Regions from separate parts of the Homo sapiens genome. Here region 2 is linked to region 1. A link is a contact called in ENCODE Hi-C or POLR2A ChIA-PET data. All regions are on one chromosome and are shown on one strand. Each heading gives the region's core, a stretch centred on a gene start or an enhancer-like site at or near the end of the contact. The rest is flanking DNA. Distances are from core to core; before and after follow the strand shown. Region 1 has its middle 42 kb from the start of FNDC1. Region 2 holds the start of LINC02901 (long intergenic non-protein coding RNA 2901).

What was found. A loop is a pair of places that touch in the nucleus more often than their neighbours do. ChIA-PET counts read pairs that join two places held with the same protein, here RNA polymerase II (POLR2A). Pooled maps may share reads with other maps.
Region 2: a loop to region 1 is called in a map of OCI-LY7, with 5 times the contacts of the local background. The contact joins the promoter of LINC02901 here to the enhancer-like site in region 1. A Hi-C loop is called at or near these places in 2 of 168 maps with a recorded cell type or tissue (B cell and OCI-LY7), 2 of 37 single-sample maps with no recorded cell type and 9 of 50 pooled maps. POLR2A ChIA-PET finds 5 or more read pairs at or near these places in 3 of 52 experiments (B cell, OCI-LY7 and activated T-cell).

Annotation. Positions count from the first base shown.
Region 1 is chr6:159,124,125-159,131,556 of GRCh38, forward strand. No RefSeq gene overlaps it. Among named protein-coding and RNA genes, the nearest start is that of FNDC1, 42 kb to the right of the region's middle. RefSeq lists enhancers at 633-3,688, 3,175-3,254 and a silencer at 3,645-3,694. Within about 2 kb of position 2,636, at least 12 of the 41 ENCODE cell types and tissues checked have a DNase peak (open chromatin) inside an H3K27ac peak, as active enhancers do; they include B cell and OCI-LY7, where a contact is called at or near this core.
Region 2 is chr6:158,867,117-158,874,548 of GRCh38, forward strand. LINC02901 (long intergenic non-protein coding RNA 2901) reads left to right here and starts at 2,698. Exons shown (of 3, transcript NR_160980.1): 1 at 2,698-2,861. RefSeq lists enhancers at 1,672-2,344, 2,345-3,017, 2,918-3,087, 3,018-3,691 and a silencer at 2,518-2,837.

The DNA.
Region 1 (7,432 bases), core at 1,386-3,885:
ATTGTGGGAGCTACAGTTCAAGATGAGATCTGGGGGGTGGACACAGCCAAACCATATCAGGCTGATTTCTACAATATTTGACTAAAAACTTTTTAATGTATGTAGTTCATATAATTAATTTTCTGCTAAAGAACTTCTAGAAGACAAAATAAAAACCTTTCTTTATGCATTTAAACAGAAAATGGCATAACCTACAGATAGCATTTACTCAGAGGGCGGTTAATCATTTTTTACAAACATGCAGAGTTTGGTAATAATGGCAAGGAAATCTCCTCTCCTCAGCCCACTCCCCAGGATGCAGGACACTCACAATTACTTTAAAATTATGTTTTTGAAGATGTTTCTTCTGTTCCATGTTTCCTGAAGGGGTATTCTTATCTGTTGTCTTATTTCTATTTTTGACTCTAAAATTAATCTTCGGTATTATCACTTTGAGTAGACATTATTATAAAAAGTAAACAGATACTTATCTATATTATCAAAAGTATAATTTGCTACATAATTTATTTATATTTAAATAGAATGTTTTATATTTACATTATAAAAATTAACTATGATTAGTAGAGAATATTTGAAAAATGTAGAAAAATAGAGGCAGATAGATAAATGCTGGTCATATTTTGGTATATTTCTTGTCTGATCCTTTTCAATGCATTTTTACATAGTTGTGATTCTTTTAAAGACACAATTTTGTTTCCTGGTTTTTTTCAGTTAAGATAAAATAGCATACACATTTCCATATTCATCACAAGTTTTTTATGGTTTTGTTATTATGTATTTTTTAATGTTATGGATGCACTGTAATTTAATCTGCCCACATAATTTTAAGGAATTAGATGGTTTCATATTTTTAACAATCATAAACAATGCTATAATAAATATGTTTGTAGGTACTTTTATAATATTTAGGATTATTAGCTTAGAACAAATTACTAGAAGTGTATTTCTGTACTAAAGCTTCTGATGATTTGAAACCTATTTATGCATGTTACCACTACAAAAGGATTGCACCTATTCATTCCCCATCTAGTGTTGTTTAAGTGTGCCCACTTGCCCTGTGCTCGCCAGCAGAGGGGGTGCTCATATTTAAAAATCTTTATTAATTTGATAGGGGAAAATTTTTTACCTTATAACTTGCTTCTATAAACATTATTGTAAGATCGAACATTATACAAATGTTTGTTAACCAGATGTATGTATTTCTTCTTTAATGATTTTTCTATTCGTGCTGCTATTGCAGGCATTTAAATGAAGGACTGTTTAGGTGAATGGCAGGAAAGTGGCATCTGACAGTCAGCCTGATGTGGTTTTCCCTCGGTGCCATGGAAATACTCATGGTGACGCAGAAAATTATGAAAATTAATAGCACCACCAAAAATTAGTACTAGGAGGGAAACTATTGCTGAACAGGGAAGAACATTCCAGAGCACAAATGTCTCCTCTTTTTATTTTGCTCCAAAAAAAATTTGTTAAGCAATATATCCATAATCCATATCATGATTCAAAAATACAGAGAACATCTGTACATTATTTAATAAAAGTACAATATTATTTTTCCTTTACAAAGAGAACACAAGTAATAATTCCTTGAAAGTAAAATGTAACATTCATCTTAAAGCTGCATCAACTTTTTGGATGAAATGTGGTTAAAATGAATACCATAAAATACATAGGAAGAAAGAAACATCAGTAAAACTCTCCTCTGAATGGCAATAGTTATCTTACATTTCCCCTGCCTTAAAATCCCACTTGGCACACATAATGAAGGCTAATCACTGTTGACTAAAAATTAGGAAATTAAGGAAAACCTTAAGCCTTCAATGCCCATAATAAATGTGCCTCATTGTTTTATTCTAAACCATGATGACCTAACCTAGGACAGGGCAGACCGCTGGTTCTGTGGTCATGTGGGAAGCTGCTCTGGGCCAACATTATTGCTCAGAGCAGCCCCTGCCAGGGCTCCTGATGACATGTCAGGAGGCCAAGTGCAGTGGGGATATTGAACAGGAGACAAGCTGTCTGCTGTCCCCATCCATCCCAGCAAGCCCTCCCACTGTTGCTGTCTGTACAGCTGCTTTCGCTGTCCCAGGCAGACTGGAAGACACCCAGCCCCCGTGGCCCTGGCCAATCAATACCGGTCTTATGTCCACTTGTCCAGGGGCTCTGCCTAGCACGAGATGGACAGTCAGCTGCTGCTCAGACAGCCATGAGTCTCCCTGCTTGGCATCTGTGTTCCAGGCAGCAGCACCATGAGCATATTCACAGATACTGGGGTCTCAGTTTAACCAACTCTTTTTTTTTCTTCAATGCAGCGTGCTTCCTCGTATAGGAAAACCGGAGGATTTCCTCAAATTGCTGAGTGATAATGTAGCACTGAGACCAGGGAAAATGATTTTGCTTCTCCTCTGAGTAAAACACTGCTTTCCTTACAGGTAAATCACACAGCCATGGAGGCACCCACATCTTTGGCTCAGATGAAGCTGCCAGAGTGACCCACTGGGTCCAGCGCAGATGCCCTCAATTCAAGAGATGGGTCTGGAGCTGGGCAGGTGTGGAGGGGGGTCTGGTCCAAGACTAAGTCCCTGAATCACCCCTGGGAAGAGAGCGGCCAGGCCTTCTGGAGCAAGGCTCGGATGATGCAAGCAGTGTGACTCCTGTGTCCTTGCAGAGCTGGGGCCTGGCCAGGCAGCATGACCTTCTTTTCCAACTGAACGGCCACTCCTGAGTGTCTGTCTCACGGGCAGACAGCCTTTCTGCCTAGAGAAAAGCATTTGGTCAGGGTCCAAACTGTGTCCCAAGGAACTGTCTTATTCTGCTCACATTTTCTGTTTTTTTTTTTTGCCAAAGCTATATGTGTATTATTTTGGTAATATTATTGTAACTGGTAAAAGTAAACACTAAGAAGAGATAAGCACAGAAACTTAAAAAGAAAAAGTCAAAATTCAATACATGGGACAGTGCACAGTGGCAGCCAGGATGGCATCATTGCATGTTAAACAATAGCTTCCCACACAGAAGCCAGTCACCTTTCCTAAGAAGGCAGCGAGACCTCAGGAAGCCAGGCGATGATCGAAACTTAACCAGCCACCAGAACCTGCATCAGCGACACCAGGTCTTTCTGGTGACAGCAGTGAGAGTGAATGGTTCAAAAGTGGAGTGCAAACATCAGATTCACTTCTTCTTTTTTTTTTTTTTTAGATGGAGTCTCGCTCTGTCACCCAGGCTGGAGTGCAGTGGCGCGATCTCGGCTCACTGCAACCTCCACCTCCTGGGCTCAAGCAATTCTCCTGCCTCAGCCTCCTGAGTAGCTGGGATTACAGGCGCCCGCCACCATGCCCGGGTAATTTTTTTATTTTTAGTAGAGACAGGGTTTCGCCATGTTGGTCAGGCTGGTCTTGAATTCCTGACCTTAGGTGATCTGCCTGCCTTGGCCTCCCAAAGTGTTTGGATTACAGGCATGAGCCACTGCGCCCGGCCATCAGATTCACTTCTGAAGAACCGCCGGGTGCTGTTTTATCACAAACTCCCTGCACTTACCTATTTCTCTCCACAACAAATGGTAGAAGAGTGAAAAAAAATTTTCCCCACAATTTATTCTCCATAATCTCTAAACATCCGTGTTAACAAAAAGCTGTCACTAAATAAAAATACATCTTTAGTTTCACGGCTGTGGCTGAGACAGGTGTGTGGAGCGGTGCGGCTGGCTCCCTCTGGGGCCTACCTGACCCTTTTTCTTCTGAGCTGCAGGAAGGCACCGGGTCTGAGGGAGCCCCTTCCGGCCTGGGACCCATGGGGTGAGCTGCAGCAGCGGCCGACCACCCACCTGCACCTGCCTGGCACCTGCCGCCTGGGAAGGGTCCGCTTGTGCCCACTGACCATACCCACCAGCATCCGAGAGCACACCCTGCTCTCTCAGCTGGCTCCCGGGAAGCACAGGCAGTCCAGAAACATCCCTGGAACCAGGGGACCAGGAACCACGGGATCATGGATGTGGAGACCGTCCTGACCAGGACCGTTGTGGGATGTTCTCGTTCTCATTCACTCCCTGTGAACCTCCTGCGGGGAGGGTCCCGTCTGAGAGACAGAGCTTCACAAGTCCCTTTCTGCTTTATTTCCTGTCTCAGTGACACATTAGAAAACAGGAGGAAAAGATATCATAGCTGCAGCCACCGGAAGGAAGCGAGGCTATCATTCCAAATGACCCTCCTCATAAAGAAAAACGGACTTAAACTGGGAATTTCACGTCTCAGTTGTCTCCTAGGTTTCTTTCTCTGGTGTGAGGACAGAAACAGGCTTCCCTGCCTTCCCCAGGAACCTCTCCCTCCTCTGAAGGCCTGGGAGAGCATTTCTGAGAGCTTGCAGTGCTCTTGGGAGCCACACTAGGCACCATCACAAACGTATCACAACAGACCGCACGTGTGCATTCTTCCCCAGCTAGCACCAAAAAGAAGATTCCAAATCGGTTTGGTGAATGGTGGTTAAACAAAAAGTACAGTCTAGCTTCCTAGTTTCCTTCCAGAACTGCTGCTGTGGCACAACCAATTCACATCAAGGAATCCTCTGGGACGTGAGCTGCGGGCCTGGCGACGCGCAACACAAGCAGGGCAGGGCATTCATTGTTCATCGGCTCCTAGCAGGTGGACTCTCTTCACAGACACACAGACCCACGATCTTCGTGCTATTACGGTTGCTTCATCTTCACAGTAAAAGCGTCAGGAATTCCCAGAGCGATGGGACATCAGCTCGGCTGTTCCGCTGTCTCTTGTCGGTGCTGGTCACGGAACCAACAGCCCCTTTGGTAATGAAGAGCTCTTTACTCCTGAGGGAGGACTGAAGTCCAAGCCAAAAGGCAGGGCACAGTGACGCAGAGGCCACTCCCTCAGGGGATGAGCCCCCTGCCCTCCCCAGGCCCATCAGAGGCCTCCCCGACAAGAGTGCTCGGTGGCCGGAACCGGCAGGGAGCTGAGTGCGAGGAGACCCGGGACACCGCTGCACTGGCCCCGCACGCGCGTCTCAGTGGCGGGTGTGCTCCTGCGGTGTTGGGACGCATGGAGCCCGTGCTGTACGAAACAGTCGTAGAAAACTACAAACAGGCTACACGAGGGGGAGGCCTCGAGCTGCAAAGTGGTGGCTGTGGACCACGTTAAACCGTCTCTACCCGGCCTGTGCGCTTGGCCTGGCAGCCTGAGCTCACAATCGTCCGACCACGTCCACTGGACGCCCTCGGTGACTGCTGGGCACATACGGGGGTCATCCTATCAAAAGTTACGGTGAAGTCAGGGTGGGTGGCGAGTCCCTGCAAGGTCGCCCCTCTGTGCCAACACAGCCTGATGGCTTCTTGTTTCAGGAAACATCCAGAATTACAACTGGCCATTGAGTTATTACATATCAATTGAACAAGGTAGTTTTAAAATGAAAGAAAATCTTGCAACATGAATAAAGAGATAGACTCTTTGAATCTGGCATACAGCTTTCCCTTCCTTCTTCCTGCTTTCCTGGACACACCGTGGACAGACCCATTTCCCTCTGGATTCATGGTAAGGTATGTGTGGCCTCTGGAGGAAGGCAGATGGTGGGTCTTACTCCGGTTACAGTGCTTTATTTACCAAATCGTAGCTACACTGCCTTTCCCCCTGCCAGAAAAGGTTGTCGAACTCTTTTATCTTGGAGCATTTATGGGACCTGGATCCCACTGCGTGATTTTGGGAAATGCTTGTCTAAGGAGCTTTCAGGCTCTGTGTGAAGAGCTATATATCCAGCCATGGTGCTTTCATGAGTAAAGACATTAGAAAGACTTTTTCAAATACCAAAGGGTCCAGAAATATTCTCTTAGTGGCTCATTCTATTCATTTTGGGTCCTGGGGCAAGAGAACAAATAGTAATCTACATACCTGTACTTAAGTGGTGTTGATAAATCACACTTCAAGGTAATACACTCTTAAGTAAAATATATCCTCTCATTTTTCATGATTACTTGAAGGCCCTGGTGGAAGCTCTGCTCCAGGACAAGGGGACGCCAGTCACCTGTGGCGCCATCTCAAGGTGGCATCGCGTGGAGCTGGGTCCTGCTCTTACTGCCGCCTGACAGCAGTGCCCAGCCTGGCTCGGTGCCTCACCTGCCCCTGCCCCACCATCAGCGCTTTCTTAACAGAATAGCAATGCCGTTCCGGTGTTCTTCCATTCCCAAGCCACTGCGTGTGTCTCTGAGGAAACTGCCCCTTCCACTGTGGGAGGTCCGGCCCTGATTAGTCGCCAGAGACACACCTGGCAGGAGGCCCATGTGGACCCTGAGAGCAGACTTAGGGCCTCTGTGGCCAGGAATTCCGGGGCCCTGGGTGTCAGGAGGGGACCAGAGGGGCACATGGTCTGTGGTGGGCACACCTCTCTGGCCTTTCGGATTCCTCAGCTGGTGGGAAGAAGTGAAGCCAGAGAGAGGCCAAGCATCACCCTCCAAAGCGGAGGCTGGGAGCAGAGGCTGCACGCTGGGCTGTGAGGTGGGGCTGCCCTGAAAATCTTTCCTGAAGATGTACCTCAACCAGGTGAAAGATGGACTGAGAATGAGAAAATGATGCTAGAACAGGGCGTGGGACTTCCCACAAGCCAGGGCTTCTCCAGATGTGGCCTATGGACTCCCAGGTCAGCACCACCTGGGACCTGGTGAAGAACGCACCCTGGCAGGCCTCGCCCCAGACCCGGGAATCCTAGAGAAGGGGTGGCCCAGCAGTCTGTGTTTCCACAGGTCCCGAGTGCTTCTGATGCAGCTGCTGAGCAGACCCCGCTCATCTCAGGAGTCCCGAGGACACTCGCTTCCCTGCAGCCCGTCCGCCCTCCATAAGCCTGGGGGCATCTGCCCTGCAGCACTGGGGAGGAGCCACCTCCTTGTCTGGGAACAGCCAAGCCTCCGTGACAGCTGAGGATTCTTGTGGATTGTTCTTTCTGTAACTGGACAGCACATCCGGAATTCCTTGCCATAGCTCTGTGCCTTGCTGGGGTCTGAGGTTCACAGGTCAGATGCTGCTGTCTGGTCCTTCCCAATTGCGGCGTGAATTCCTTCATCCTCACCAGTAGCTTCTTGCTCTCCCCAAGGGAGGCACGTGCTTAGTAGGGAGAGAGGCCTACCAAGGTTGCCATCTGCCATGGGCTCAATTGTGTCCCCAACCCCCCTGCAAATTATATATTGAAGTCCTCGCCCCCAGTACCTCAGAATGTGGTTGTACTTGCAGACAGGGTCTTTAAATAGGTGATGAAGTCAGTATGAGGTGATTAGGGTGGGCCCTAATCCACGATGATGGGAGTCCTTGTAAGAAGGGAGTAGGACACAGACATGTATGGAGGGAAGACGCGGGCAGAGGAGGGCTGTCTGCAAGGCAAGGAAAGGGGTCATCGGAAGACAGCAACCCTGCCACACCTTGATTTTGGATTTCCAGCTTCC
Region 2 (7,432 bases), core at 1,448-3,947, 260 kb before region 1:
GTGCCACTCAATAATTCAGGAACTTCAGAGATCTCAGTTAATCCTTTCAGCCAAACAGGTTACAAATAAAGAATCTGAGGTTCATAAAAGTTTGGAAATTCATACAACTTCAGAGAGACGGGTTGGGGGATGGTGGGACTGGGGATTAAACCCAAGCCTGCCTGGCTCCAAGGCAGTTTCCACTGCAGGGTCTACTGTATTTGGAATTTCTATCAGGTAGTTCTGGTAGCTTTTTGGAAGAAAGTGTAGAAGAAAGTTTGAAAGTCATTCTTATGATCGGTTTGCTTCCTGGTTCCTAACCAACCAAGTGGATCTAAGTGAGGCCACTTTGTAAACAGGTCGTTCTCCAAATTGATGAACACAGCAGAATCTGAGACATTTTCAGAAACTTTGTACTGCAGATTTAATATGGTCTGTTGCTCAGGGGAAGCGGAGATTGTTGAGACTGTAGGCACCCTTATTTTCCCTCTCACATAGCAATCTTTTTTTTTTTCTTAAGACAAGGTCTCGCTCTGTCACCCAGGATGGAGTGCTGCGGTGTGATCACAGCTCACTGCAGCCTGAACCTCCTGGGCTAAAGTGATCTTTCCACCTCAGCCTCCCAAATAGTGGGGATTACAGGTGTGAGCAACCACGCCCCACAGTAGCAATCCTTTTCTTAAACCAGCAGCAGGACAAATGTCTTCCTGAAGATTTGTAACACCTGGTAGTGATCCCAACTCCTTCTGGGCCCGCTTAAGACTAAGTTTCTGGTTAGGAAAGAAGAAACTGCAGAGCTTAGTAGTTAAGGGCACACAGGAGTCAGACAACCTTGGGTGTGAATCCCGGCACTGCCATGGTACTAATGTGTTGCATGAGTCATGTTGAGAGGTGAGGCCAGCTGGACTTCCTGGGTCCAGTGGGGACTTGGGGAACTTTCCTGTCTTACAAGAGGATTGTAAAACGCACCAATCAGCAGGATTCTAAAAGTAGCCAGTCACGGGAAGGATTGAAAAAGAGGGCACTCTGATAGGATAGAAATGGAACATGGGTGGGGACAATAAGGGAATAAAAGCTGGCCACCCCAGCCAGCAGCGGCATCCCACTTGGGTCCTCCTCCATGCTGTGGAAGCTTTTTCGCTCTTCACAATAAACCTTGCTACTGCTCACTCTTTGGGTCCCGGCCATCTTTAAGAGCTGTAACACTCACCGCGAAGGTCTGTGGCTTCATTCTTGAAGTCACTGAGACCACGAACCCACTGGCAGGAACCAAGTCCAGACACAATGTTATGCAAGCTTTCTAGACCCTTTCTGTAAAATGGGTATAATAATAGTATCTAAGTCATGGGGATTTTGTGAGGATTAAATGAAATGCCTGTTAAGCATTTAAAATGCCTGGCACATTGAAAGTTCTTTTTGGAGACAAGTCTTGCTCTGCCGCCCAGGCTGGAGTGCAGTGACATGATCTCTGCTCACTGCAGCCTCTGCCTCCTGGGTTCAAGCAATTCGGTGCCTCAGCCCTGAGTAGCTGGGATTACAGGCATGCGCCAACACGCCCACCCAATTTTTGTATTTTTAGTAGAGATGGGGTTTCACCATGTTGGCCAGGGTGGTCTGGAACTCCTGACCTCAGGTTATCCTCCTGCCTCGACCTCCCAAAGTGCTAGGATTACAGGTGTGAACCACTGCCTTTGGGCCAAAAGTACTTAATTCTTATTGATGTCCACATTCAACAATTACTAGGTTTGTTTTTTCTGCATCCAGCTGCAAATGATCTTCAAAGTTGTGAACTCAGGAAATCTCAGAGGCGTTTATAGGCTTTCCAACCAGAGATGATATTTGTAATTCAAAGAAGTAAATAGAAATCCTTAAGAGAACCCCTTTCAAGCTAAGTTCCCATCTAATATGGAGTGGTGGCTTCGAATGATCCTTTTGGCTTATCTTTTTAAGTGTAAGAATTTTTGATGAATCACACTTCGTACCTATTTGGTCACTTTCACCAAAGTACAAAACCAGTCTGCCACCAGAAGAAATTTAATAACCTTGAGACTCAGAGAAGCAATGCTGCCTGATTGGTGGACAGCCAGACCAGTGAGGGTCAGACGTGGCTCTTCGGCTCCGGACACGGGAATGTGGTGGAAATGAGATCCTCCAGCGATTCTAAGGAGTGTTTTGTTCTTCTGGCTTAAGAGAAGGGCAGAGGACAGAACCAAGGGGAAAGAGAGACAGGCCCAGCCATTGTCTGACGTGAGGCACGATAACACATTAGAGGGCTGGTTTAGCAAAGGGCAAGGTAGAGTTGGCATTAGACGCGCTTGCAAAGGGAGGCGGGCAAGAGCTTCAAGACGCGAATGACACTTGAGCAGCCTGGGCTCACGTCTGGTAAGGTTTACGCCGCCTGTTCCCGCCATCTGGCAACTCCCTCCCAGAAGGGTGAGTTTGGTTCTTGGCAAATCCCCTTCGGACACACAAGCTCTTTTATTAAAATATAACCCCACTAACAGATTGCAGACTAGGCACAGAAGCCCCAAAGCACCCCCAGAGACCGCAGCAGTCCCGCCCCGCCGCCCCCGGATCCGCGCGGCTGCCAGAAGCTCCCCTCCCCCAGATCTTGGCCCCTCCCTGAGGCGCGCGAGCGTGTCGTCGCCCGCTCCCGGCCAATCAGGGCGCGCGACCAAAATAGCGCCATATAAAAGCTGGATGGCGGGCGCGGCCGGTGCAGAGCCTCGCGCTGGGGTGGGGTTGCGCGCGCAGGTGAGGGGGGCGGGGCCGGCGCGACCGGCGGGGCGGGGCGGACACTCCCACCGCGCACCTGCTTCTGCCTGACGTGTACCCGGAAGGTCGTCAGCTCAGGCTCCAAATATGTAACAGTGAGTTTCTAAGTGAGTCACACGGACGCGGTTGGTTTCCAGTGAGGCATAACTCATCGCTTCACTCTTCTCAACGGTTCCCTCTTCGGAAGGAAGCGCAGTCCGCAGCGTCGTCCGAGGGCGTGATCGCCTGCGTCGCACCCGCGTCTCCAGTGGCCACCCCTTGTCCTACAGGAACGCGCATCTGCTTAGCAGGCGCTGAGCCCTTGAGGAGGCCTAAAATGAATGAACGCGGCTGTGCCTCCTGAGCAGGCTCACAGTTGTGGGTGGGGGACAGAAGGGTGTCCATGCCTAAGGTCGACGGCGATAAGACAGACGTTCTTCCCAGGAGGAGATCAGTTCCAGGTGGGAGGCATTTCTAGGAGTCACCTTTCTCCGAGGAAGTGACCTGAGCTGTAGGAGGTGGAATCACAAAGGCTTTGGTGCCCTACACACCTGGGTTTTAGCCTCAGCTTGAGTCACTCACCCAGTCTGTGACGCTGAACACATCAGGAAACCTCAAACTTTCCCCATCTTTAAGATGCAGATAATAGCCGGTCACCATGGCGTGTGCTTGTAATGGCAGCTACTCGGGAGGCTGAGGCAGGAGGATCTCTTGAACCTGGGAGGTGGAGGTTGCAGTAAGCCGAGATCGTGCCACTCACTCCAGCCTGGGCAACAGAGCGAGACTCCATCTCAATAAATAAATAAATAACACTACATGACTGATAGCATATTTTTGAGGAGCATCTCTCCCCCTCCGTGCTTGGGTTTAATCCCCCCTTCCTCTCTCCCTCCCTCCCTTCCTCCCTTCTTTCTTCCTTCGTTACGTTTCTCTTCATTTCTTTTTTTCTCCATCATTCCTTCATTTTTCTTATTTTTTCCTAACTGATATAATTTACACACAATAAATCGCACAGAAATTAAGAGGACAGCTGGGTGAAGTTTTACATATGTATACACATGTCATTAGCCCCTAGGTCAAGATCTAGAACATTTCCATCACCCCAGGTTTCCAACTGCTCCTTCCGGTCAGTAGTACTTCCCCAGAGGTAACCACTATTCATTTGGACTTAAATTACCAAGTATGAGTTGTGTCTACTCTTAAACTTCATGTAATTGCAATCAAGCATTATGCTTTATTCCAAACTTGTCCAACCCGCACAGGCCACGGTTTTGAATGTGGCCCAACACAAATTTGTAAACTTTCTTAAAACATTGCGAGATTTTTTGTGACTTTATTTATTTATTTATTTTTTTGAGACAGAGTCTCTGTTGCCCAGGCTGGAGTGCAGTGGTGTGATCTCGGCTTACTGTAACCACCGCTTCCCAGGTTCAAGCGATTCTCATGCCTCAACCTCCCGAGTAGCTGAGATTACAGGCTGGTGCCACCACACCTGGCTAATTTTTGTATTTTTAGTAGAGATGGGGTTTCACCATATTGGGCAGGCCGGTCTCAAACTCCCGACCTCAGGTGATCTGACCACCTCGGCCTCCCAAAGTGCTGGGATTACAGGCATCAGCCACCGCGCCCCGCCATGTGATTTTTTTTTTTTTTTTTTAGCCCATCAGCTATTGTTAATTTTAGTGTATTTTATGTGTGGCCCAAGGCAATTCTTCCAGTGTGGCCCAGGGAAGCCAAAAGATTGGACACCTTTGCATTTCTGTTTTTTTTCACCCACCGTAGTGTCTGTAAGATTCCTCCATGTTATCACACGTATCAGTAGTTTGAAGTTTGTTTATTACTGAATAGTATTCTATTGCATGAATATACTTAAGTTAACTTATCCTTTTTACCATTGATGTGTATGTGGGTTGTTTTCAGTTTTTGGCTATTATGCATAAAGCTGCTCTGAACATTCATGTAGTATGATGAATAATTGATTTTAGTAGGATATATACCTATAAAAGGAATTTTTGTGTCATAGGATGATAGGTGTATATTTAGTTTTAGTAGACACTGCTGGCAGTTTCCCAAAAGGATTGAATCAATTTTTGAAAATTGGCTGGCCGCAGCAGCTCACGCCTGTAATCCCAGCACTTTGGGAGGCCGAGGCAGGTGGATCACGAGGTCAGGAGTTCGAGACCAGCCTGGCCAATATGGTGATTCTCCATCTCTACTAAAAAAAAAAAAAAAAAAAAAAAATTAGCTGGGCATGGTGGCGTACGCCTGTAGTCCCAGCTACTTGGGAGGCGTAGGCAGAAGACTCTCCTGAGCTCAGGAGGCAGAGGTTGCAGTGAGCTGGGATCATGCCAATGCACTCCAGCCTGGGTGACAGAGCGAGACTACATCTCAAAAAAAAAAAAAAAAAAAAAAAAAAGGACTGGTCGAGGTGGCTCACGCCTGTGATCCCAGCACTTTGGGAGTCCAAGGCAGACAGATCACCTGAGGTTGGAAGTTCGAGACCAGTCTGACCAACATGGAGAAACCGCGTCTCTACTAAAAATACAAAATTAGCTGGCCATGGTGGCGCATGCCTGTAATCCCAGCTAGCTACTCGGGAGGCTGGGGCAGGAGAATCGCTTGAACCTGGGAAGTGGAGGTTGCGGTAAGCCGAGATCATGCCATTGCACTCCATCCAGCCTGGGCAACAAGAGTGAAACTCCATCTCAAAAAAAAAAAAAAAGAAAAGAAGAAAAGAAAATTATAGTTACTTCACATCCTTGCCAACAATTGGTGTTAACAGTCTTAAATTTTTGATGGTTATGCAGCAGTATTTCCTAGTGGTTTTTTTTTTTTTTTTTTTTGAGACAGAATTCTGTCACCCAGGCTGGAGTGCAATGGCACGATATTGGCTCACTGCAACCTCTGCCTCCCGGGTTCAAGCAATTCTCCTGTCTCAGCCTCCTGAGAAGCTGGGATTACCGGCATGCGCCACCATACCCGGCTAATTTTTGTATTTTTAGTAGAGACGGGGTTTCACCGTGTTGGCAAAGCTGGTTTTGAACTCCTAACCTCAGGTGATCTGCTCACCTCGGCCTCCCAAAGTGCTGGGATTACAGACGTGAGCCACCGCACACGGCCAAAATCAGGTTGTTTTCTTACCATTGAATTTTGAGAGTTCTTTAAATATTCTGGATACAAGTTCTTTATTAAAAAGACTCCCTTCCATTGACTTTGCACCTGCCACTTTGTGAAACGTCAGTTGGCCATATTTGTGTGAATTTATTTCTGGACCATTTGTTCTGTTTCATTGATCTGTGTCTATCCCTTCACCAACACGACACTGTCTTGATTGCTGTAGCTTTAAAGTAAGTCTTAGCGCCCTCCAACTTTGTTCTTTTTCCTGATTACTTGGGTATTTTACTTCATTTGACTTTCCATATGTATTTTAGGCTTGTCTATATGTTTTAACAATCCTGCTGGGAATTTTGTTCTTTTTTTGTTTGTTTTGTTTTGTTTTTCAGACAGAGTCTCAGTCTGTAGCCCCGATGGAGTGCAGTGGTGCCATCATAGCTCACTGTAACCTCAAACTCCTGGGCTCAGGGGATCTTTCTGCCTCAGCCTCCTGAGTAGCTAGGATCACAGGTGTGCATCACCACACCTGGCTAATTAAAAAAAAATTTTTTTTTTTTTTGGTAGAGACGGAGGTCTCGCTATGTTGCCCATACTGGTCTCAAAATTCCTGGCCTCGAGTGATCCTCCTGTCTCAGTCCCTGAAATGCTGGGATTACAGGTGAGCCACTGTGCCCCACCACGTGGGGGATTTTGGTTGTATTTGTGTTAAATCTATAGATCAATTGGAGGAGAATTGACAACTGTATTGAGTCTTCCAGTCTGTGAATATAGTATGTCTTTACATTTATTTAGATTGTTTTATTTCTTTCATCAGCATTTTGTGGTGTTCATATATAGATCCTTTACGTGGTTTGTTAGATTTATGCAGACTATTTTTCAAAGCCACTGTGATTTAAAAAATTTGGTTTCCGGATATTCATTACTATTATAAAGAAATATAGTTGGTTTTCATGTGTTAACCTTGTATCCTGCAATCTCACTAAACTGACATTGGTTTTAGAAGGTTTTTATGGAATCCATGAGATTTTTTACACAGGCAATCATGTTTGTGAATAGGTACTAGGGACAGTTGCGTTTTCTCCTTTCCAATCTGTATGACTTTCATTAAATTTTATTTCCCTGTTTGACAAGATAGGTCTTCCCGTGCAATGTTGAGTAGGAGGGGTGAGGTGGAGTTCCTTGCCTTGTTCCTGATCTTAGAGGGAAAGAAGCATTACGTCTTTCACAGTGTGTTTAGTTATAGGCTTTTTTGTAGGTGTGCTTTATCGGTTTAGAGAGCTCTGTTCGATTCCTCATTTGCCGACTGCTTGTACCGTGAATTGATGTTGAATATTGTCGGTTGATGTGGTCTTGTTGCAGATTACATTTTCATTGATTTTCAAATATTGCATCTCGGGAATAAACCCCGGATCATGGTGTGTAATTTTTTTTTATGTATTACTGTTTCAATTTGTTAGTATTTTGCATCTGTGTTGATGAGGGATATTGATTCATGAGGATCTTTTTTTTTTTTTTTGTATTTTCTTTATCTGGTTTTAGTATCATGATGATGCTCATCTCATAAAATGAGTTAGGAAGCATTCCT